2 separate regions of the Homo sapiens genome follow, and region 2 is linked to region 1. Evidence: read pairs that join two places in POLR2A ChIA-PET (ENCODE). Cell type or tissue: GM12878. All regions are shown on one strand. Links, peaks and the distances in the headings refer to the core of each region. The heading gives the core; the rest is flanking DNA. Region 1 overlaps LAT2 (linker for activation of T cells family member 2). Region 2 overlaps LIMK1 (LIM domain kinase 1).

The links. Peaks named below come from ENCODE experiments on the same cell type or tissue, not always from the same donor. Only the 100,000 strongest peaks of a DNase experiment are listed, where the experiment ranks them.
Region 2: POLR2A ChIA-PET joins it to region 1 with 10 read pairs; 7 of 35 experiments call an interaction of 5 or more read pairs at or near these places.

What each region holds. Positions count from the first base shown.
Region 1 is chr7:74,212,432-74,223,189 of GRCh38, reverse strand. It overlaps LAT2 (linker for activation of T cells family member 2), which reads right to left. Exons shown (of 14, transcript NM_032464.3): 2 at 8,180-8,368; 3 at 7,121-7,243; 4 at 6,326-6,365; 5 at 3,403-3,446; 6 at 3,182-3,230; 7 at 2,936-2,973; 8 at 2,571-2,606; 9 at 2,456-2,486; 10 at 1,498-1,553. The coding sequence starts at 7,214. Among named protein-coding and RNA genes, the nearest start is that of LAT2, 7.8 kb to the right of the region's middle. RefSeq lists enhancers at 2,253-3,101, 5,731-6,687, 10,111-10,170, 10,301-10,380. In GM12878, for the core only: no CTCF peak of the experiment used is centred there; a DNase peak (open chromatin) is centred at 5,379; H3K4me3 peaks cover 2,154 bases; H3K27ac peaks cover 4,783 bases.
Region 2 is chr7:74,097,197-74,107,954 of GRCh38, reverse strand. LIMK1 (LIM domain kinase 1) reads right to left here. Exons shown (of 16, transcript NM_002314.4): 5 at 8,717-8,923; 6 at 1,975-2,080; 7 at 1,712-1,878; 8 at 762-945; 9 at 1-84. Among named protein-coding and RNA genes, the nearest start is that of LIMK1, 19 kb to the right of the region's middle. RefSeq lists enhancers at 1,981-2,481, 7,273-7,342. In GM12878, for the core only: no CTCF peak of the experiment used is centred there; DNase peaks (open chromatin) are centred at 6,714, 7,497 and 7,754; H3K4me3 peaks cover 323 bases; H3K27ac peaks cover 2,331 bases.

The DNA of each region.
Region 1 (10,758 bases), core at 1,603-9,602:
TGGAGGGGGTACTCTGCGGGGGCTGCAATTCAGGCCCATGCCGGGTGGCTGGAGAGAGGGAGGGAGGCAGGGGCAGCCTCAGGGGTTCATCTCTATAATCAGGAGCTCTCCCTAGAGCCACTGCCGGGAAGGGGCTGGACTCTTCCAGATAGGGCAGGGCAGGCTGAGGATGCTTTGCTCGGGGACCCAGGCTGAGTATGGCACCTCAGCGCCTGGCACCCCATCTTGGCCTTGTAATGGGGAAGCTGGGCTCTGACTGATGCCCCACCCAAAATCCATCAGTGATGTTGGGGGTCCTAAGAAATGAGCACTGCCAGCCTGGCGGGGTGGCTCATGCCTGTAATCCCAGCACTTTGGGAGGCCAAGGCGGGCGGATCACCTGAGGTCAGGAGTTCAAGACCAGCCTGGCCAATATGGTGAAACCCTGTCTCTACTAAAAATACAAAAAATTAGCCAGGCGTGGTGGCAGGCGCCTGTAATCTCAGCTACTCGGGAGGCTGAGGCAGGAAAATCGCTTGAACCCGGGAGGCGGAGGTTGCAGTGAACCAAGATCGTGACATTGTACTCAACCTGGGTGACAGAGCAAGGCTGTGTCTCAAAAAAAAAATGGAGGTGGCAGTGGTGGGGGGCAGAAGAGGACCCCCCAACACCATGGTCCTACCCAGTATGGTCCAGGCAGGAGCCAGGTCATGGAGCTGGATTCAAACCGCAGGCCCATGCACCTCTCAGCAGGCACTGCCCACCCTGAGTCCTCAGTTGCCCTTTTTTGGGGGGATTTTTTTTTTTTTTGAGATGGAGTCTCACTCTGTTGCCCAGGCTGGAGTGCAATGGTGCGATCTTGGCTCACTGCAGCCTCCGCCTCCCGGGTTCAAGCAATTCTCCTGTCTCAGCCTCCCAAGTAGCTGGGATTACAGGCATGTGCCACCATGCCTGGCTAATTTTTTTTTTTTTTTTTTTTTGTATTTTTGTAGAGATGGGGTTTCACCATGTTGGCCACACTGGTCTTGAACTCCTGACCTCAGGTGATCCACCCACCTTAGCCTCCCAAAGTGCTGGGATTACAGGGGTGAGCCACCACACCCGGCCTCTCAGTTGCCCTTCCTATAAAGCAAAGGCATTCAGCGACCAGGTTTCTGGTGGCCTCAGAGCCTGCAGGGATCACCATCCCAGGTACCTTCTGGGGTCAGGAGAAGATGCTCAGTCCTCGTTGACAAGGACCTGGCCTCCCCCCACCTCCCCAAGCCAGCCCTCTAGTTCCCTGCCCTGTGGCCCACTCCTCTCTCCCACGCCCTGTGCCCACAGCTCTCCCACGCTGACCCGCCCGCCCCCTATCCCTTCTTGGCCCCCGCCTGCAGCACCAGCCTCCTTCTGTCCACCCAACCGGCTCTGCCGATTTACCCGAACCCAGGCCCAGCCTCCTCTCCTGCCTGGAGGTATGGCTTCTGCCCTGAGCTCCCACACCACTTCCTCCACCTCCGGCTTTGTCCTTCGCCTCACCTTCTGGGGGCTTCGAGAACCGCCCCCAGTTGTAATACTCCATGGCAATGGGGTCTCTGGCCAAGAAAACATATACAACACAGGTTTCAGGGCAGGCTGGAGATCGGGTTGGGGGCTCCATAAGGGGGCGGTGAGGCCAGGGCTGCTCCCACCATTGCTCCTCTTGGGGGCCATGGGGGTCTGCCAGGATCTCCTCTCTGATTCCCCCACCCCCACTTCCTGGGACCCCTGAGCCACCAGGGGCTGGAGCCACTTTTTTTTTTTTTTTTTTTTTTTTTTTTTGAGACAGAGTCTCTGTCACCCAGGCTGGAGTACAGTGGCATGATCTCGGCTCACTGCAACCTCAGCCTCCCAGGTTCAAGCGATTCTCCTGCATCAGCCTCCCGAGTAGCTGGGATTACAGGCACGCACCACCATGCCTGGCTAATTTTTTATTTTTAGTAGAGATGAGGTTTCACCATGTTGGCGAGGCTGGTCTTGAACTCCTGGCCTCAGGTGATCTGCCTGCCTTGGCCTCCCAAAGTCCTGGGATTACAGGCATGAGCCACCGCACCTGGTGAGCCACCTTGCTATGTGACCTTAGGCCATTCCCCATCGTTTGCCCATCTGTGAGATGATGCAACACCCCCGAGGGATTCTGGGTGTCCTGTAGCTTGTCTTTGACTGGGTGATGCTGAATGAGTCTCTATCCCCCGCCCCTGACACTCTGTGTCCCAGAGCAGGGCAAAGTCCAGTCCCCCAAACCCAGGGTTACCTAAGAGACAACAGTGTCGCCCAATGCCTGCCTGCCAGGAGAAGGAGGGGAACCTGGATGCCTCGTTCTAGTGCAAGAGGTGGTTCCTGGACCAGGAAGCCCAGGGCTGTGGCAGGCAGGTGGGGCAGGGGGAGAGGTGGGGCAGGGGGAGAGGTGGGGCAGGGGGAGAGGCGAGGCAGGGGGGACAGGATCAAGGTCACTCACATGTAGGCTTCCTCCGACCCGTGTCTGCTTCCTGCGGGAGGAGGCGAGAATTGGGCCTGAGCCCCTGGGTGTGGCCCCCACCATGGCCTCCCCCTTTCTCCAGGAGCCTACCTACCTTTGCTGAAGTTCTGGTACCTGGAAGATGCTGGATCTGGAAGAAAGACCCAGCTAATTGCTTTCTCCCCTGGCCCCTGCTTTGCACCCAGCTCGGGTGCTGCAGCCCAAGGCAGGGCCAGCTATTTCCCGTGTCTGAGCCTTTGCAGTGCTCCCTGTCCCCTCAGTGGGGCATGTGCGAGTGTGCACCCTCCCCCTGCCAGGCCGATTCCAGGAGCCTGCCCTGCCCCAGCCTGTGTGTCTCTCCTGGGGAGGCCTCGCCTGGCCCCGCAGCCCCCACTGCACGACGCCTGTCCCATGGGGTTTTCGCCTGTCTTAGTCCCAGCTTGGCTAGGCCTGTCCCTGTCCCTGCCCTGTGCCACTCACCCTCCAGGCTGGGGTAGAATTGCAACAGCTTGTCCTTCCTGCAGGGAGGGGGAAGGAGGGAGTTAAAGGAGGGGCTGTAGGGGAGAGGCCCCCCAGGACACATCCCCCCATACCCCTTGTGGGGCCTTCATAGCTGAGCCCTGGAGCTCTGGGACTCGGGGAGGGAGGGAGGTCTTGACCTGGGCTCACCAGGTGAGGACCTCCAGGACTTTCATTCTTGTCACTTCCTGGGGGACTGTGACCTACCTTGTGGGTGCCATGTCCGCCAGGGGTCCTGGCCATGCCTGCCCGACCACTACAAAGGGCAAGAAGTGGGGTGTTGGCTGGGCCCCCAGCTAGCCCAGCCCCCTCACCCCATCATCCCCCCACATCAGGCCTGGCCACGGTCTCAGGTCAATGGGGACCGAGATAACTTGATAGGGACACCCCCAACCCAGAGCCCAACCCGGGGACACTTGGAGACTCACAGGAGTAGGTCCGGGACCCCGTAAAGCTCTGTTGGTCCTCACGCCTGGAAATGCATGGGCTGTGCTGAGCCTGGGCCTGGACTCCCACAGCCCAAGAACACAGGGACAGGAGGGAGGGACAGGCAGGGATGAGGAGGGAAAGCAGAGGGACGGACTGGGGCGACAGTGGGGAGGAACTGCTGCCCTTTCAGGCCTCATTCTCACGGCTCCCCATGCTATCCCCATTCTCTGGCCCCTCCGTGCACTGGGTGCCCAACCCTCACACAGGGCCCTGGGCTGGAGCCCGGCTCTCAGCCAGACCCATCCCTGACATGGCCTCAACAGGGCCACATCCTGCCGGTGGGTCCCAGGCCCCTGGAGACGGGTCAGGAGGGGTCTGTGGACAGGGCTGTGGAGGTAGCCCTGAGATTCTGGGGCATGAGGGTGAATGAAGGCAGGTGCTCAGGGACCCAGCAATGACTTGGGGTAAATTATTTCAGCCAGGAGTGACGATGAGGCTGCCTCCCACCTGCTGGTCCCAGGGAGCGTTTGCAATTCCTTAAAAAAGCACACACTCACCCCGTCTCTACTAAAAATACAAAAAATTAGCCGGGCGCGGTGGCGGGCGCCTGTAGTCCCAGCTACTCGGGAGGCTGAGGCAGGAGAATGGCGTGAACCCGGGAAGCGGAGCTTGCAGTGAGCCGAGATTGCACCACTGCAGTCCGCAGTCTGGCCTGGGCGACAGAGCGAGACTCCGTCTCAAAAAAAAAAAAAAAAAAAAAAAAAAAAAAAAAAAAAAGCACACACTCTAGACCCGGCATGGTGGCTCACACCTGTAATCCCAGGGCTTTGGGAGGCCAAGGCAGGCGAATCACCTGAGGTTGGGAGTTCAAGACCAGCCTGACCAACATGGAGAAAACCCCGTCTCTACTAAAAATACAAAAATTAGCTGGGCATGGTGGCGCATGCCTGTAATCCCAGCTACTCGGGAGGCTGAGACAGGAGAATCGCTTGAAGCCAGGAGGCAGAGGTTGCAGTGAGCCAAGATCATTCTACTGCACTCCAGCCTGAACAAAAGTAAATGTGGCTCCATCTCTAAATAAATAAAGAAATAAATAATAGACTATTCCTAGCCTTCCTTGCACCAAAGTGTGGCCATGGATTAAGCTCTGGTCTATGAGATTCAAGCCAAGGTTGTTGATATTTCCAATAAATCTTTTTAAACGGGGGCACTGGCAACTGGGAGACACCCTTTGTATCCTTGTTCATTCTTTCTTCCTGCTGCTGGGAATGCAGAGATGAGGGCCGGCACCCCAGCTGCCATCTTGGACCATGAGGTGCTCTTGAAAATGGAAGCTGCCATTACAGATAATGGAGTGGATTAGCTCATTATTAAAGCAGGTTTGGGGGCTCCTCCTCTGAACCAGAATGGGTACCTGGCCCAGCCTTCCAAGCTCCTTGAAGACTGGGGCTCAGGGTGACCTGATTTAGGAGAGATACCCTAAATCCACAGGAGAGAGTCAGTCAGACGTGGCTTCCTGGGAGAAGCAACAGAGGAACGGAGCCTGTGCTCACAGCAGTCGCTTCATGCAGGCTGGTGGGACTGAGCCCAACCGAGGTGACAGATGGAGAGGCAGGCACAGGCATTCCAGGGAGAAGACCAAACAGCTCCCCTCCACCTCCCACATGGGGACGCTGAGTCTGGCCCTGACCATCTATGGCTCTAAGATCAATCAGGGGGCTGGGGGTGGGCAGGGCCTGAGGGGAGAGGGGAAGTGTCCGAGGAGTCAAGGGCATGGGGGGCATCGGGGGAGGTTGCAGGCGGCCAGAAAGCCACGTGGCCAGAAAGACCCAGAAAGGTCTAACCCTGGCCCACGATGAGCAAGGATGGGAAGATTCTATTTTCAAATCTCACTGTGGTTTTTCAGTTGCAAAAGGAAATGAGGAAGGATGTGTGTGCGGGTGTGCGTGTGTGGGTCATGAGTGACTGCTCGGGGGTGCACATGGACCTCCAAGGTTTCCTGGGCCCACAGCCATTCTCTTAATCAAAGGACACCTGTGGCCACTGCCCATGTGCCTGGGTTGTTCTGGGTTTCAGCCCCAGTCTGCAGTGTCGAACCCACTGCCCTTCCCTGGGTCTTTCTCACAGTCCTTCCCTGGTCCCCCGAGGGACTTGCCCACATCCTCCCCTGAGCTCCGGCAGTTTTTTCCAGGGGAGTCTCCGACAACGTTCACATTTCACCCTGTGCCGGGTTCTCTGTCTCTTGCATTGCAAGGGGAGAGCGGACTAGCCCCTGGGGATTGGGGTCAAAGGGAGGCTGAGGACACAGGTGCCTGGTGGACCTCTATTTTTTTTTTCTTTTCTTTTTTTCTTTTCTGAGACGGAATCTTGCTTTTTTGCCCAGGCTGGAGTGCAGTGGCACAATCTCGGCTCTCTGCAACCTCCACCTCCTGGGTTCAAGTGATCCTGCTGCCTCAGCCTCCAGAGTAGCTGGGAGTAGAGGGACCCACCACCACGCCCAGCTCATTTTTGTATTTTAGTAGAAATGAGGTTTCACCATGTTGGCCAGGCTGGTCTCAAACTCCTGACCTCAGGTGATCCACCTGCCTTGGCCTCCCAAAGTGCTGGGATTACAGGTGTGAACCATCGTGCCTGGCCAGATGCCTGGACTTCTGGAGGGGTTCACAGGCAAGCTGAAGAGTGGCTAGCCCCACAGCCCAGGCGTCCCCGCCTCCCAAAGCCCTCCCTAACCCAAGCTACAGCAGGGCCTGGACAGCCCCTGGACACTTTCTCTCCCTTCTCTGATGGCTAGGGACCCACTAGAACTTGGCACGGAGGAGGTGTGAGTGAAGGGGTGAAGGATGGGGTGCTAGGAATTCCCTTGAGGACGTCCATGCCCAGGGCACATGAATACACCAGGCTAGGGACATCGAGGCAACTCACAGACTTCTCTGCTGGTAGATTTTCTCTGACCTCTTTGCACCTGCAAGAAAAGGCCAGGATTAGCAAAGGGTCTGGGAGCAGCTGCGACCTGAGGTCAGACACCCCCCGCCATGTCTTGTCTCCAGCAGGACTCAGACAGGACTTGGGGGCCAAACTGTCAATCATCACCGGCCACCTGATATTAAAGAATATTTGGGACCAGGTGTGGTGGCTCCCTCCTGTAATTCCAGCACTTTGGGCCGAGGCGGGAGGATCACATGAGGTCAGCAGTTCGTGACCAGCCTGGCCAACATGGGGAAACCCCGTCTCTACTAAAAACACAAAAATTAGCCAGGCATGGTGGCAGGCACCTGTAGTCCCAGCTACTCAGGGGGTTGAGGCAGGAGAATCGCTTCAACCCGAGAGTTGGATGTTACAGTGAGCCAAGATTGCATCACTGCCCTCCAGCCTGGGAGACCAGAGCAAGACTCTGTCCAAAAAAAAGAAAAAAGGGTATTTGCTCACCCTTTTTTAGAAGAGGAGAGGCTAGAAAAGTGGATGCCACAGGCAACCTCGCCTCCCCTCCCTCGTCTGGGGCAATCTCTCTGGCTCGAGATACCACAGTTGACCCAGCAAAGCCAAAGCCCTCGGGTGCACCTGACCATTGTCTTCAGGGGGCAGTTTAGGGGTCAGGGGTCACATCACGAGGTTCATCTGACCACCTCTTCTGACCACAGCCACGTCTGGGCCTGAGAGGGCCTCTGAGATGCACTGTCCACACCTTCTCCCCATCACGTCCCCGAGACCCCCGCTTACCTGGGCGTGAGCAGCGCACACACAGACTGGCTGCCACCCCCAACAGCACCAGCAGCGCTGCTCCGGGCCACAGCAGTTCAGTCCCCGAGCTCATGTTGGCTCCTGGTGTTGCCTCTTGTGATGCTGAAATGGGAGGTGCCCGTGAGCAAGGGGCCCCTTTTTCAGGAATCCTACCCCACACCCCCACTGTGCTCGGACAGCCCCATACCTGAGCCTAGGCTGCGGAAACACCACCTCCCCTCCCCGCTCCTGCACTGGGCAAGGACAGAACCAGTCCTGTTCACCCCATGTGACCCCAAACCAACACCTCTGCCCTGTGGGCCATCTTCACCCTTGATAAGTGCTGGAAGGTTCTGGGGGCCCACAAGACAGCCCCATGTGCACGCACACAGCCCTACACACAGCCTCGCTTAATCTAGACAACTGCCCTTTGAGGACGAGGTTCACTGCATTTCACAAATCGAGAAACTGAGGCCAGAGAGCTCACGTCTGCTAAGTGGAAAGATGGGATTCAGGCCCCAGTGTCCTGCCCCTAACCCTGGCTCTGCCCATCAACCCACAGTGGGTTGCCTCCAGTAAACCCACCCTGGCTCCTGGAGGTGACAGTCTGTGGCCACCACTCACGCAGACGCACCCGGAAGCCCTCGCCCACCCCAGAGCAACTCAGGGCTCCTCTATGCTTCGCAGGACCCCTCTCTGCCCACCTCCTGCCTTGGGGTCCCCCCAGGACCTGGGAATGGGGCTTCCATTCCTGAAACAACTGCAAGCCCAGATTCTGCCTGTGGTGGGAGCTGGGAGGAGGGAGGTCAGGGAAGGCTTCTTGGAGGAGGTGGCCCAAGAGCATGATCCGCAGAGGGATGGGGCCCTAGGGCACTGCTGCAGGTGGCTGGGATGACATGAGCTGGGATGCCAAGGATGGGCTAAAGACAGGATGTTCAGAGGGAGGGAGCCCTGAATCTCTGGCTGGCACCTGACCGGCTTCTCGGTCTGTGGCTGGTCCCAGCCTTGGAGCCACAGCGTGATGACCAGGCCTCAGCAAAACATACGCACACCACCCACCGTGGCCTGGTGAATGGAGGCGTGGCCCTCTCGAGTGGGTTTCCAAGAACTGTTGCAACTAGGAACAGACCCTGGCCAGGAGCGGTGGCTCACGCCTATAATCCCAGCACGTTGGGAGGCCGAGGCAGGGAGGATCGCTTGAGATCAAGAGCTCCAGACCAGCCTAGGCAACACGGTGAAATTCCATCTCTACAAAAAAAATACAAAAAAAAAAAAAAATATATATATATATATTTATATATATATGTTTATATATATATATTTATATATTTTTATATATATTTATATTTTTATATATATTTATATATATTTATATATATTATTTTCATATATATATTTATATATATATTTTCATATATATATATTTTCATATATATATATATATATTCATATATATATTTATATATATTTTCATATATATATTTATATATATATTTTCATATATATATATTTTCATATATATATATATATATTCATATATATATTTATATATATTTTCATATATATATATTTATATATATATTTTCATATATATATATTTATATATATATTTTCATATATATATTTATATATATATTTTCATATATATATATTTATATATATATTTTCATATATATATATTTATATATATATTTTCATATATATATATTTATATATATATTTTCATATATATATATTTATATATATATTTTCATATATATATTTATATATATATTTTCATATATATATTTATATATATATTTTCATATATATATATTTATATATATATTTTCATATATATTTTCATATATATATTTTCATATATATTTTCATATATATATTTATATATATTTTCATATATATATTTTCATATATATATTTATATATATTTTCATATATATATTTATATATATATTTTCATATATATATTTATATATATTTTTTCATATATATATATTTATATATATTTTTTCATATATATATATATATACATATATATGGCTGCAGTGAGCTGTGATCATGCTACTGCACTCCAGCCTGGGCAACAGAGTGAGACTCCGTTTCAAAAAATAATAATAAGGAGACCTGGCCCCCTGGAGATGGCTGGGGACAGAGTTGAGGGTGGTGGGGTCTCTGAAGGGGTTGAGTATGGTGGGCATTTGTGGAGCCAACACTCCCGAGTGTCCACTCTCCCCCACCCGCCGTGTTCTTCCCACCCTGGCCACCAGTGAGGAGGGCTTCTCCCCATCCCACAGCTGGGGAAGGTGAGGCTTGGAGCAGTAAACAGGACTTAAAAGGGAGGAGCTCCAGCAGGGCGTGGTGGCTCACGCCTGTAATCCCAGCACTTTGGGAGGCCAAGGCGGGCAGATCACGAGGTCGGGAGTTCGAGACTAGCCTGACCAACATGGTGAAACCCCATCTCTACTAAAAATACAAAAATTAGCCGGGTGTGGTGGCACACGCCTGTGATCCCAGCTAATCAGGAGTCTGAGGCAAGAGAATCACTTGAACCTAGGAGGTGGAGGTTGCAGTGGGCCGAGATCATGCCACTGCACTCCAGCCTGGGCAACAGAGCGAGACTCCATCTCAAAAAAAAAAAAAAAAAAAAATGGCCGGGCACAGTGGCTCATGCCTGTAATCCCAACACTTTGGGAGGCTGAGGCGGGTGGTTCATGAGGTCAGGAGTTCAAGACCAGCCTGGCCAAGATGGTGAAACCCTGTGTCTACTAAAAAAGAATACAAAAAATTAGCCAGGTGTGGTGGTGGGCGCCTGTAATCCCAGCTACTCAGGAGGCTGAGGCAGAGAATTGCTTGAACCAAGGAGGTGGAGGTTGCAGTGAGCTGAGATCACGCCACTGCACTCCATCCAGCCTGGGCAACAAGAGCGAAACTCTATCTCAATAATAATAATAATAATAATGGAGGAGCTCCAGGCTGCCTACCTCCTGCCTTGGGATCCCCCTGAGGTCCACCAGGACCTGGGCTGTCCCCCTTGAAAGCTGTGTGGCTTTGGACAAGTCTCAGGACCTCTCTGGACTTCCCAAATCCCTGCGGTAAGATGACAGGGAATCTCCATGCGGCCCTGAGCCTCTGTAAGAGGCGCATCACAGAGAAGCCACCAGGCCTCTCCCCAAAAGCCAAGTGAGTCAGTGGGAACAAGTGAATTTCTGAGCCGTGTGACTGGCACGACCCACGTCACCCCGGGAGGTTGTCCGAGGAAAGCTCTGCTCTCTCTTCCCCATGGCCCGCCTGGGCACTGCCCTTCTCCCTCCTCGAAACTCTCCTTGCCTCAGTGCCCCCAACCCGGGGTGTACCCCCAACCCCTCCAGCATGGCCCAAGTTCATCTCAGGCTTGTGAGGTTGGAGCAACTTGTCTTGCAGGAGGGCTCATGGGACCAAATCTAGCCTCTGCCTGAGAGCCCCCCGCCTCAGTTTTCTCATCTATAAAATGAGGTCGGGCTGGGTACAGGGACTCACACCTGTAATCCCAATACTTTGGGAGGCTGAGACAGGAGGATCACTTGAGTTTGAGACCAGCTTGGCCAACATGGTGAAACCCTGTTTCTACTAGAAATACAAAAATTAGCCAGGCGTGGAGG
Region 2 (10,758 bases), core at 2,759-10,758, 120 kb after region 1:
CTTGAGGAACGTCCTCTGGGTCTCCTCGTCGAACCGGATCAGCTCCTTCATCACCATCACCTCACCTGTCTCACGGTGTGTCACCTGCGTGTGGGACACAGAGGTGTGAAGACAGAAGCTCTGCTGTAAGCCCGCCTTCTAGGAAGCCCCATCTCCACCCCAGGACTGCCAGGGAGATGTGCAGATGGCTTCATACTCTAGGCTGTGCATGGGATGTTCCCAAATACCCAAGTGGATGGGATGTATTAATCCCTTGTCTTTTTTTTTTTTTTTTTGAGATGGGGTCTTGCTCTATTGCCCAGGCTGGAGTGCTGTGGCATGATCATAGCTCACTGCAGCCTTGAACTCCTGGCTCACAATCCTCCTGCCTAAGCCTCCCAAGTAGCTGGGACCACAGGCATGCACCACTATACCCAATTAATTTTTAAATTTTTTGTAGAGATGATGTCAAGGCTGGTCTTGAATTCCTGGGCTCAAGCGATCCTACAGCCTTAGCCTCTCATGGTGCTGGGATTACAGGGATAAACTACTGTGCCTGGCTAGGAGCCACCTTTCAATGACCTCCCGCACATAAGGTCTCAGTCTACCTGTAGGAGGTCCCCTGTTCCTAATTAGCTCCAGGAGGCCAAGGGAGGAGAGGGCACTGGCCAGGGAGTCTGGAAGCCAGATACCCCTTCCACTGTGTTTCCATAGACTGGGAAGGAAGGAGGATGGAGGGGTCCCACCCAGACTGTCCCCTGAGACCCTGGCATGCTCTGTACCTTGATAGCCTGGCCGAAGCAGCCCTTGCCCAGCACCTCCCCGTGGATGAGGTCCGACGGCCGGAAGATGCGGTGTGGCCGGCAGACTACGCGGAGGGACTCAGAGCGACCCAGGTCCTTGCGCTGGGAGGCCGGGGAGCCCAGTGAGCCAGCGCCCGGAGACCTGTCGATGCTGCAGCTCCTCCTGGGGGGCACACATGGTGCCAAGTGCCACCGGGGGACAGGTAGCACCCGGCCAAGGCCCTGCCCCTTCCTCCTCCTGCCTGCATGCCCCTGTCCATGCCAGTCTATGCAATCACCCCCTGCTTTGGGAGGGCCCGCCTGGGACAGTCCAAAGGCTGCCCATCCCAGTGTCTCGGCCTATCCTGGCTCTAGTGGCAGCCCCCAGCTCCCCTCAACCCCTCAGATCCTGCTCTGTCATCCTCTTTTTTTTTGAGACAGAGTCTCACACTGTTGCCCAGGCTGGAGTATAGTGGCGTGACCTTGGCTCACTGCAACCTCCATCTCCTGGGTTCAAGTGATTCATCTGCCTCAGCCTCCTGAGTAGCTGGGACTACAGGCACCTGCCACCAAGCCCGGCTAATTTTTGTATTTTCAGTAAAGATGAGGTTTCCCATGTTGGCCAGGCTGGTCTTGAACTCCTGACCTCAGGTGATCCACCTGCCTCGGCCTCCCAAAGTGCTGGGATTACAGGCATGAGCCACCACGCCTGGCCCCGTCCCCGGCTTTTTAAAAAATGTGTGTTTCCTCTTTTTTTTTGAGAGTGGGTCTTGTTTTGTCACCCAAGCTGGAGAGCAGTGGTGTGATGACAGCTTACTGCAGCCTCCACCTCCCTGGCTCAAGCCTGGGCTGCATTTGTGCAGGGCTGGCTCCCCGACCTAGGTCCCACAGCCCCTGAGCCCCAGCAGGAGTGAAAGCACCCAGCTGAACCGAGGAGCAGGCTGACTTACAAGACAGGTTTCTGCCGGGCAGAGCTGCCCGCCTCCCCGCTGGGAGTATAAGCCGGAGAGCTCAGGGGGCTGGTCTCAGGCCCCAGCCCGTGGCCCAGTGTATCGTGAGGGTCATGCTCGAGGGTCAGCTGGAGCAGGCGGCTGGTTTCCTGAATCAGCAGGTCAATCTGGGGACAGCAGGCATGTGAATGGGGGTGGAGTGGGGAGGGGGCTAGGCATGAAGGCACTACCTCCCGTCCTGCCCCACAGACTCAGGACCGTACCTCGTCCAGGGGCACATTTCGGATGGGCGTGCCATTGATTTCCAAGATCCGGTCTCCGACGTGGATGGAATTCTTCACATCTGGGCTCATGCAGCCCGGATCCACTCTGTGGGTAAGGCAGGGGTCAGGCCAGTGCCCACCTGTCCCTCAGAGCCCCAACAGGAAACCAAGGCGAAGGGCACCAGATCCAGGGTGAGCAGGTGGAGGATTCTACTTCGTGTGACTGGGAAGTAGCAGATGGCCAGAACACCGAGTTCTGGTTTCAGGGGAGGAATTCTGTAATCAATTACTGATGTCTGCCACAGGTGTGAGCTGGAGAAAGGTGGCACGCTTGTAGGCACTGGCCACCCACACAAGATGCTCAGCTGTTCCCATTCAATGGACCATTGTCTCCACCCTGGGGGAACAGATCTATCCTTCCAAATCCCAGGTATGTTTGGTCTCGAATTTTTTTTTTTTTTTTTTTTGGAGACAGAATCTCACTCTGTTACCCAGGCTGGAGTGCAATGGCACAATCTCAGCTCACTGCAGCCTCTGCCTCCTGAGTTCAAGCGATTCTCGTACCTCAGCCTCCTGAGTAGCTGGGATTACAGGTGCACACCACCACACCCAGCTAATTTTTTTTGTATTTTTAGTAGAGACGGGGTTACACCACATTTCCCAGGCTGGTCTCGAACTCCTGAGCTCATGCAATCCGCCCGCCTTAGCCTCCCAAAGGGCTAGGACTGGCCGGGCGCAGTGGCTCACACCTGTAATCCCAACAGTTGGGGAGGCCAAGGTGGATGGATTACTTGAAGTCAGGAGTTTGAGACCAGCCTGGCCAACATGGTGAAACGCCGTCTCTACTGAAAATACAAAAATTAGCCGAGCGTGGCAGTGGGCGCCTGTAGTCCTAGCTACTTGGGAGGCTGAGGCAGGAATTGCTTGAACCTGGGAGGTGGAGGTTGCAGTGAGTCAAGATTCTGCCACTGCACTCCAGCCTGGGTGGACAGAGCGAGACTCCGTCGCAAAAACAAAGTGCTAGGATTACAGACATGAGTCATTGCACCTGGCCTGCCTGGTATGCTTGGGGCAGATGAGTGCCTTGGGTCCCAAAAAGGTCCCGGATTAGTGGCTTCATATCTGACTCCCAAACTCGCCCTGCAAGAGGAGGCCAAGCTCTATTGCTCCTGCATTGGCAGGAGGGAGCTGGCAGCTTGCCCTGAGCCACAATTGCAGGGTGAAGACGGGAAAGAGACCCTCGATCAGTTGCCTATAAGCTAACTCACAAAAAGACCAATTTGCCAAATTTACTTATTTCTTTTAACTCTTCGGTGTTAGGGACCTGGTTTTCTTTTCTTTTCTTTTTTTTTTTTGAGACAGAGTTTTGCTCTTGTTGCCCAGGCTGGAGTGCAATGGAGTGATCTCGGCTCATTGCAACTTCCGCCTCCCAGGTTCAAGTGATTCTCTTGCCTCAGGCTCCTGAGTAGCTGGGATTACAGGCATGTGCCACCATGCCTGGCTAATTTTGTATTTTTAGTACAGATGGGGTTTCTCTATGTTGGTCAGGCTGGTCTTGAACTCCTGACCTCAGGTAATCCACCCACCTTGGCCTCCCAAAGTGCTGGGATTATAGGCGTGAGCTGGTTTTCATTTTGCCTCATAAAAGCTTTTTAGGGAATGCTCACTTTGTCTCTGCCCTAGGTCCTGGAGATGGAAAAGGGGATGGGGGTAAGGCAGAGAGGAGACTGAGAACTTTAAGAAAAACAGGGCCAGGTGTGGTGGCTCATGCCTGGAATCCCAGCACTTTGGGAGGCCAAGGTGGGAGGATTGCTTGAGACTAGGGGTTTGAGACCAGCCTGGGCAGCATAGCAAGACCCCATCTCTATGACATTTTTTACAGAAAATTAGCTGAGCATGGTGGCACACTCCTGTAATCCCAGCTATTTGGGAGGCTGAGGTGGGAAGATCACTTGAGGTCAGGAGTTCGAGACCAGCCTGAGCAAAATAGTGAGACCTCACCATTACAAAAAATAAAAAATTAGCCAGGCATGGTGGTGCTGCCTGTAGTCCCAGCTACTCGAGAGGCTGAGGCAGGAGGATCGCTTGAGCCCATGAGGTCGAGGCTGCAGTGAGCTATGATCATGTCACTGCACTCCAGCCTGGGCAACAGAGTGAGACCCTATCTCAAAAAAACAACCAAGCAAACAAAAAGACTATTCTCGTATGGGGGAGAAGCTCTTCCTTACAGTAACAAATGCAGAAGGAAGAACAGAGTTAGAAATTCAGCATTTGGTAGCCACCCTAGTAATAATCGCTACAGGCAAGAATCATCAATAGATGCTCAAATCATTTGGGGAAGGGTTTTTGGGAACAGGATATTTACAGACTCAAATCTCACAAATGGTTTATTGATGACAAAGGGAAAAAAATCCTTACAGTACAGAAAAAACAAGTAATCAAAGTGAACATCCTCAGCAAAGGGCACACTGACATCATATGTCTCCTGGCAAGATCCACTCGGAAGGACAGAGGATCACTTATGCAGTATCAGGCCAAACCTGCAGAGCCTGTCTCCCTAAGAGGAAACATCAGTCAAACCCAAATGCGAGGGCAGGTACGATGGCTCACGCCTGTAATCCCAGCACTTTGGGAAGCTGAGGCGGGAGGATCACTTGAGCCTAGGAGTCTGAGACCAGCCTGGGCAACACAGTGAGACCCTGTCTCTTTTTAAAAAAAAAAAAAAAAAAAAGGAAAAACATTTTACTTTAATGACTGGCCTGTACACTTCAAAAATGTCAAGATCATGAAGGGCAATGAAAGGCTGAGGAAATGGCCAGACGCAGTGGCTCATGCCTGTAAACCCAGCATTTTGGGAGGCTGAGGTGGGTGGATCATTTGAGGTCAGGAGTTCAAGACCAGCCAGGGCAACATGGTAAAACCCCGTCTCTAATAAAAATACAAAAATTAGGCATGCATAATGGTGCACGCCTGTAATCTCAGCTACTTAGGAGGCTGAGGCAGGAGAATCACTTAAGCCCAAAGGCGGAGGTTGCAATAAGCCAAGATTGCGCCATTGCGCTCCAACCTGGGCAACAAGAGCAAAATTCCGTCTCAAAAAAAAAAAAAAAAAAGATACTGATGACACATGACGATTAAATGCAATGTTGATCATGGACTGGACTGTGGATGAGGGGGAGATTGCTATAAAGGACAGCTCAGTAGTTCAGTATAGAGACAATAGGCAAAATTTGAATATGGTCTGTGTATTAGATAATGGTATCAATGTTACATTTCCAAAATGTGATCACTGAACTATAAGATACAATTGATAATTACATAACAGAATGCCTAGCCAGGCGTGGTGGCCCGTGCCTGTAGTCCCAGCTACTTGGGAGGCAGAGGTGGGAGGATCACTTGAGCCTGGGAGGTTGAGGCTGCAGTGAGCTGTGATCGCATCACTGCACTCCAGCCTCAATGACAGTGATACCCTGTCTCCAAAAAAAAAAAAAAAAAAGAGAAGGTCCTTCTTTTGAGAATATCTAGCATAATTGTGGGGGAGTCAATGATCCCTGCAACTTACTCCCAAACGATCAATAAATAACAACATGTACATGTATGTACAAATATAAACAAGTCACTAAACATGTATATGTATCTGTATCCATATATGTATATATAGAGAGACACACATATAACTCCCAAATATGGCAGTTACGAATTGGTGAACCTTGGTGAAGGGTGTGTATGTATTCAATGGACTTATTATTTTAGCAAATTTTCTATAAATCTGCAAAATGCGAAGATGAAAAGTTGAAAAAAACCAAAGAAAATATTTTCATTGATACAGGCTTTGCATGCATATAACCTTAAAAATAAGCCAGGCATAGTGGCTCACGCTTGTAATCCTAGCACTTTGGGAAGCCAATGTGGGAGGATTGCTTGAGCCCAGGAGTTCAAGACTAGCCTGGGCGACACAGCAAGACTCAGTCTCTACAAAAAATTAAAAAATTAGCTGGGTGTGGTGGTGTGTGCCTGTAGTCTCACTACTCAGGAGGCCGAGGTGAGTGGATTGCTTGAGCACAGGCATCTGAGGCTATAGTGAGCTATGATTGTGCCACTGCACTCCAGCCTGTATGACAGAGCAAGACCCTGTCTCAAAAAAAAATTGTGTGTCTATATATATATATATATATATATGACATACATATGTAAATTCCTTAGAATCTCACATCCTCTCCCTTGGTTTGCTAAAGCAGCAGGTGGCCTGGATAAATTAGACCTTCCTTAAAACGCTGCTATACACAAAATGAAAAGCGGTCAACTAAAACCAGTTTAAAACAAATAAGTAAATCTTTGGCAAGTTGGGCTCTTTCTGGGAAGGGTGTGGCTCTTTGCAGAACTGGGATGTTCCAGATGTTGGCTGGGCGAATGCTTACCCAGTGAGGCAGACAGGGAGGAGACGTCATTAACTGTCTTCTTCATTTTTATTTTAGAGATAGGGTCTCGCTCTGTCGCCCAAGCTGGAATGCATGGTGTCATCATAGCTTGCTGCAGCCTCCACCTCCTGGGCTCAAGCAATCCTCTCACCTCAGCCCTCCGAAGTGGCTGAGATAACAGGCATGAGCCGCTGCACCCAGCTGACTGTCTTCATTTCTAAAATTCTGCCTGGATTTCAGGGACCAGCTGCAGCCTCTGACTCTGTGGGGACCTCCCTTGGCCCTCTGGTAAGAGCCGTTGGTCTGGGAGTTTCCTCATCTCTTTCAAGCAGCTGTCTGCTCATCATGTATGTAAAGCAGCTGCTGGCTTGGCTGATGTCAAGGGATGGAGACACACAGTCAAGCCCAGTATAATTTTCTGTCCCCAGGGCCACCTTCACATCTCAACAGTGCCTATGCAGTGCCAGGCACCTGCCAGGTGTACAAGAAACATTCACTGCGTCAAATGAAAGCTAGCACTTGGTAGGGCCGGGCGTGGTGGCTCATGCCTGTAATCGCAGCACTTTGGGAGGCCGAGACGGGCGGATCACGAGGTCAGGAGATCGAGACCATCCTGCCTAATATGGTGAAACCCTGTCTCTACTAAATATAAAAAAAAAATTAGCCGGGCATGGTGGCAGGTGCCTGTAGTCCCAGCTACTCGGGAGGCTGAGGCAGGAGAATGGCGTGAACCCAGGAGGCGGGGCTTGCAGTGAGCCGAGACCACACCACTGCACTCCAGCCTGGGCGACAGAGCGAGACTCCGTCTCGAAAAAAAAAAAAAGAGAGAGAGAAAGCTAGCACTTGGGCCGGGCACGGTGGCTCACACCTGTAATCCCGGCACTTTGGGAGGCCGAGAAGGGAGGATCACTTGAGCCCAGGAGTTTGAAACGAGCCTGGCCAACATGGTGAAACCCTGTCTTTACTAAAAATACAAAAATTAGCCACATGTGGTCACCTGTAGTCCCAGCTACTCAGGGGGCTGAGGTGCAAGAATTGCTTGAACCTTGTGGGTGGAGGTTGCAGTGAGCTGGTATCACACCACTGCACCCCAGACTGGGCGACAGAGTGAGACTGTCTCAAAAAAAAAGAAGTGACCAATTGCCCAAAAGTAGAAACACTGCATGCTACTTCTCAAGGTGTCAATAAAGGCGCCACAGAAATCTTAGAAAGCTCCAAGGTATCCAACTCCCTCATTGTTCAAACAGACCCCCAAAGCCTAGAGAGAAAGCAGCTGCTCAAAGTCACACAGTAATCTAATCTTTATCAGCCCTGCCCCATTTTTTTGAGACAGGGTTTTGCTCCATTGCCCAGCCTAGAGTGCAGTCGTGCAATTATAGCTCACTGTAGCCACTTCCTGGGCTCAAGAGATCCTTCTGCCTCAGCCTCCCAAGTAGCTGTGACTACAATGTTTCCCAGGCTGGTTTCGAACTCCTGGCCTCAAGTGATCCTCCCATCTCAGCCTCCCAAAGTGTTTCGATTATAAGTGTGAGCAACCATGCCCAGCCTTTATGTGTTCAGTGATTTCACCATGCCTGGCTAATTTTTAATTTTTTTTTTTTTTTTGTAGACATGCAGGTCTCGCTATGTTGCCCAAGCTGGTCTCAAACTTCTGGCCTTAAGTGATCCTCTCACTTTGGCCTCCCAAAGTGCTGAGATTACAGGTGTGAGTTACTGCGCCCAGCTTCTTCACTCATTCTTGACTTGGTTCCTCCTCTTTCTTGTTGGATCAGACATGGACTAAAGAAAATGTCTTTTTATTTTTTGAGTGTGTTTTTTTTATTTTTATTTTTTTGATACAGAGTTACACTCTTGTTGCCCAGCCTGGAGTGCAATGGCAGTCGGGGCTCACTGAAACCTCCACCTCCTGGGTTCAAGTGATTCTCCTGCCTCAGCCTCCCAAGCAGCTGGCACTATAGGCACACACTACCATGCCTGGCTACGTTTGTATTTTTAGTAGAGACGGGGTTTCACCACATTGCCCAGGCTGGTCTCGAACTCCTGACCTCAGGTGATCCACCCACTTCGGCCTCCCGAAGTGCTGAGATTACAGGTGTGGGCCACCATGCCCGGTTGAAAATGTCTTTTTATTGTATCTGGCATTTGTAATGGTATTCAGAGGAATGACTGGGCCAGAAATCTGGCAAACCAGGTTGTCAGAACTGGGCCCCATCTGTACCCAAACACTCGCCCATTCATTTTCAGGGCCCCCAGTGCCAGACTCTGCCACCCACATCAACAGCCATAGCCACACCGACGGCAGCCTCGGCAGGCCGGCCACTCACCCCTGGACGCGGACGGTGTGTGAGTGCTCGGTGCCACAGCCCGGTGGGCCGTGCGGGGGGTCAATGGAGACTGAAAGTCCACGCTTGCCATGAGATGAGGCTGGGATGGACACCAGGGTGACGGTGTGGGGCAGGTGGGAGCCAGGGGAGTCAGGCAGGATCTGCTCGATGACGGGGGTCACCACAGTCTGGTAGTAGCAGTGCCCGCTGCAAGAGCCGCCGGGGTGGGAAGAAAAGAGTGTCAAGGGCGTCATCAATTTCAGCATCTCTGCAGCCCCCAGCCCCAGGCTCTTCCCCCAATCCCTTCCTTTTTTTTTTTTTTTTTTGAGATGGAGTCTCACTCTGTTGATTACAACACTGCACCCCAGCCTGGGTGACAAAGCAAGACTCTGTCTCAAAAGAAAAGGAAAGCTAGCAATTGTCCAAAAGTGCAGTGGTGTGATCTTGGCTCACTGTAACCTCCGCCTCCTGGGTTCAAGCGATTCTCCTGCCTCAGCCTCCTGAGTAGCTGGGATTACGGGCACGCACCACCATGCCTGGCTAATTTCTTATTTTTAGTAGAGACGGTTTCACCATGTTGGCCAGGCTGGCCTCAAACTCCAGACCTCAGGTGATCTGCCTGCCTTGGCCTCCCAAAGTGCTGGGATTATAGGGGTGAGCCACTGCACCTGGCCAGCTTTCTTTTCTTTCACTCTTCCTATGGAACTGGGAGCAGGAACTGTGCGTGCCCAGCCAGCCCTCGTCCCTCTGAGTCATTCGGGTCTGTCTACTCGCTGTGATCCTGTAAGGCGGCCAGGACAAGGCCTGAGGATAAATCCAGTTCAGGAGGAAGTCATTAAAAGCCCATCTGGGATCAAGCCACGTTGTCCTCTAATCCAGCTTGATCAGTGTTGTATAAGAAAGAATCTGTCTGGGTTTTGTCCTGATTCCTGGGAGGGAGACTCTAAGTCCTTGGAATGGGGTATCTTTGTTATTCATGAGCCCCTCAGACTATTCCTGAGTTGATACTAATGAGATGACTCAGCCCCGCAAAGATACATCATGTGATTTGAAGAGGGTTGCAGCTTTCATCCAGCCTGACCTCCAAGAACGGGGGCTAGAGACTAAGCTTGATCATACGGCCAATGACTCAATCAGTCATGACGATGTAATGAAATCCCAATAAAAACTCTGGCTGCTGAAGCTCAGTGAAGCTTCCTGGTTGGTGATCACATTGATGTGCTAGGGGAGGGAGGGGAGATGCTTCTTCATTTGGTCGGACCTGAGCTGTGTCCTTCATAATAAAACTGGGATAAAAATGGAGGATTTCCTGAGTTCTGTGAGTCTGTTAGCAAACGATCAAACTTGGCAGGGTCTTGGGAGTCCCTGAATTTGTAGCCAGTCGGTCAGAAGTGTGAGTGGGTTGGGGACCCCTGAACTTGTGGCTGGTGTCTAAAGAGGGAGCAGTTATGCTGGGGATGGTGTCCTTAACTTGTGGCATCCACCCCACCTCTGGTGGTTTGTGCCAGCACCATGCTGCAGTCATGGCCAGTAAGAAAGCTGACGTCTGAGGTTTTCTGTTTTGAGACAGAGTCTTGCTCTGTTGCCTAGGCTGGAGGGCAGTGGTGCAATCTTGGCTCACTGCAACTTCCACCTCCCAGGTTCAAGAGAGTCTCCTGCCTCAGCCTCCTGAGTAGCTGGGATTACAGGCACCCGCCACCACACCTGGTTAATTTTTGTATTTTTAATAGAGATGGGGTTCCACCATGTTGGCCAGGCTGGTCTTGAACTCCTAGCCTCAAGGGATCCACCCACCTCGGAATCCCAAAGTGCTGGGTTTACAGGCGTGAGCCAGCATGCCTGGCCGTCTGAGGCTTTTTCACACTGACTTCTGTGTGTTATTTCTCACTTGTTTCCATGCCGGGATGGGAAAGGAGATATGAACATTTGCCCCAACAAACCTCACCCCATGGGAAAGGGCAGGAGGCCCGGGTGTGGGAGAGTCAGCACCCTTGCAGATCTGTGACACAGGTGGGCCTCCTAGGCTCAGGGAGGGGCCAAGG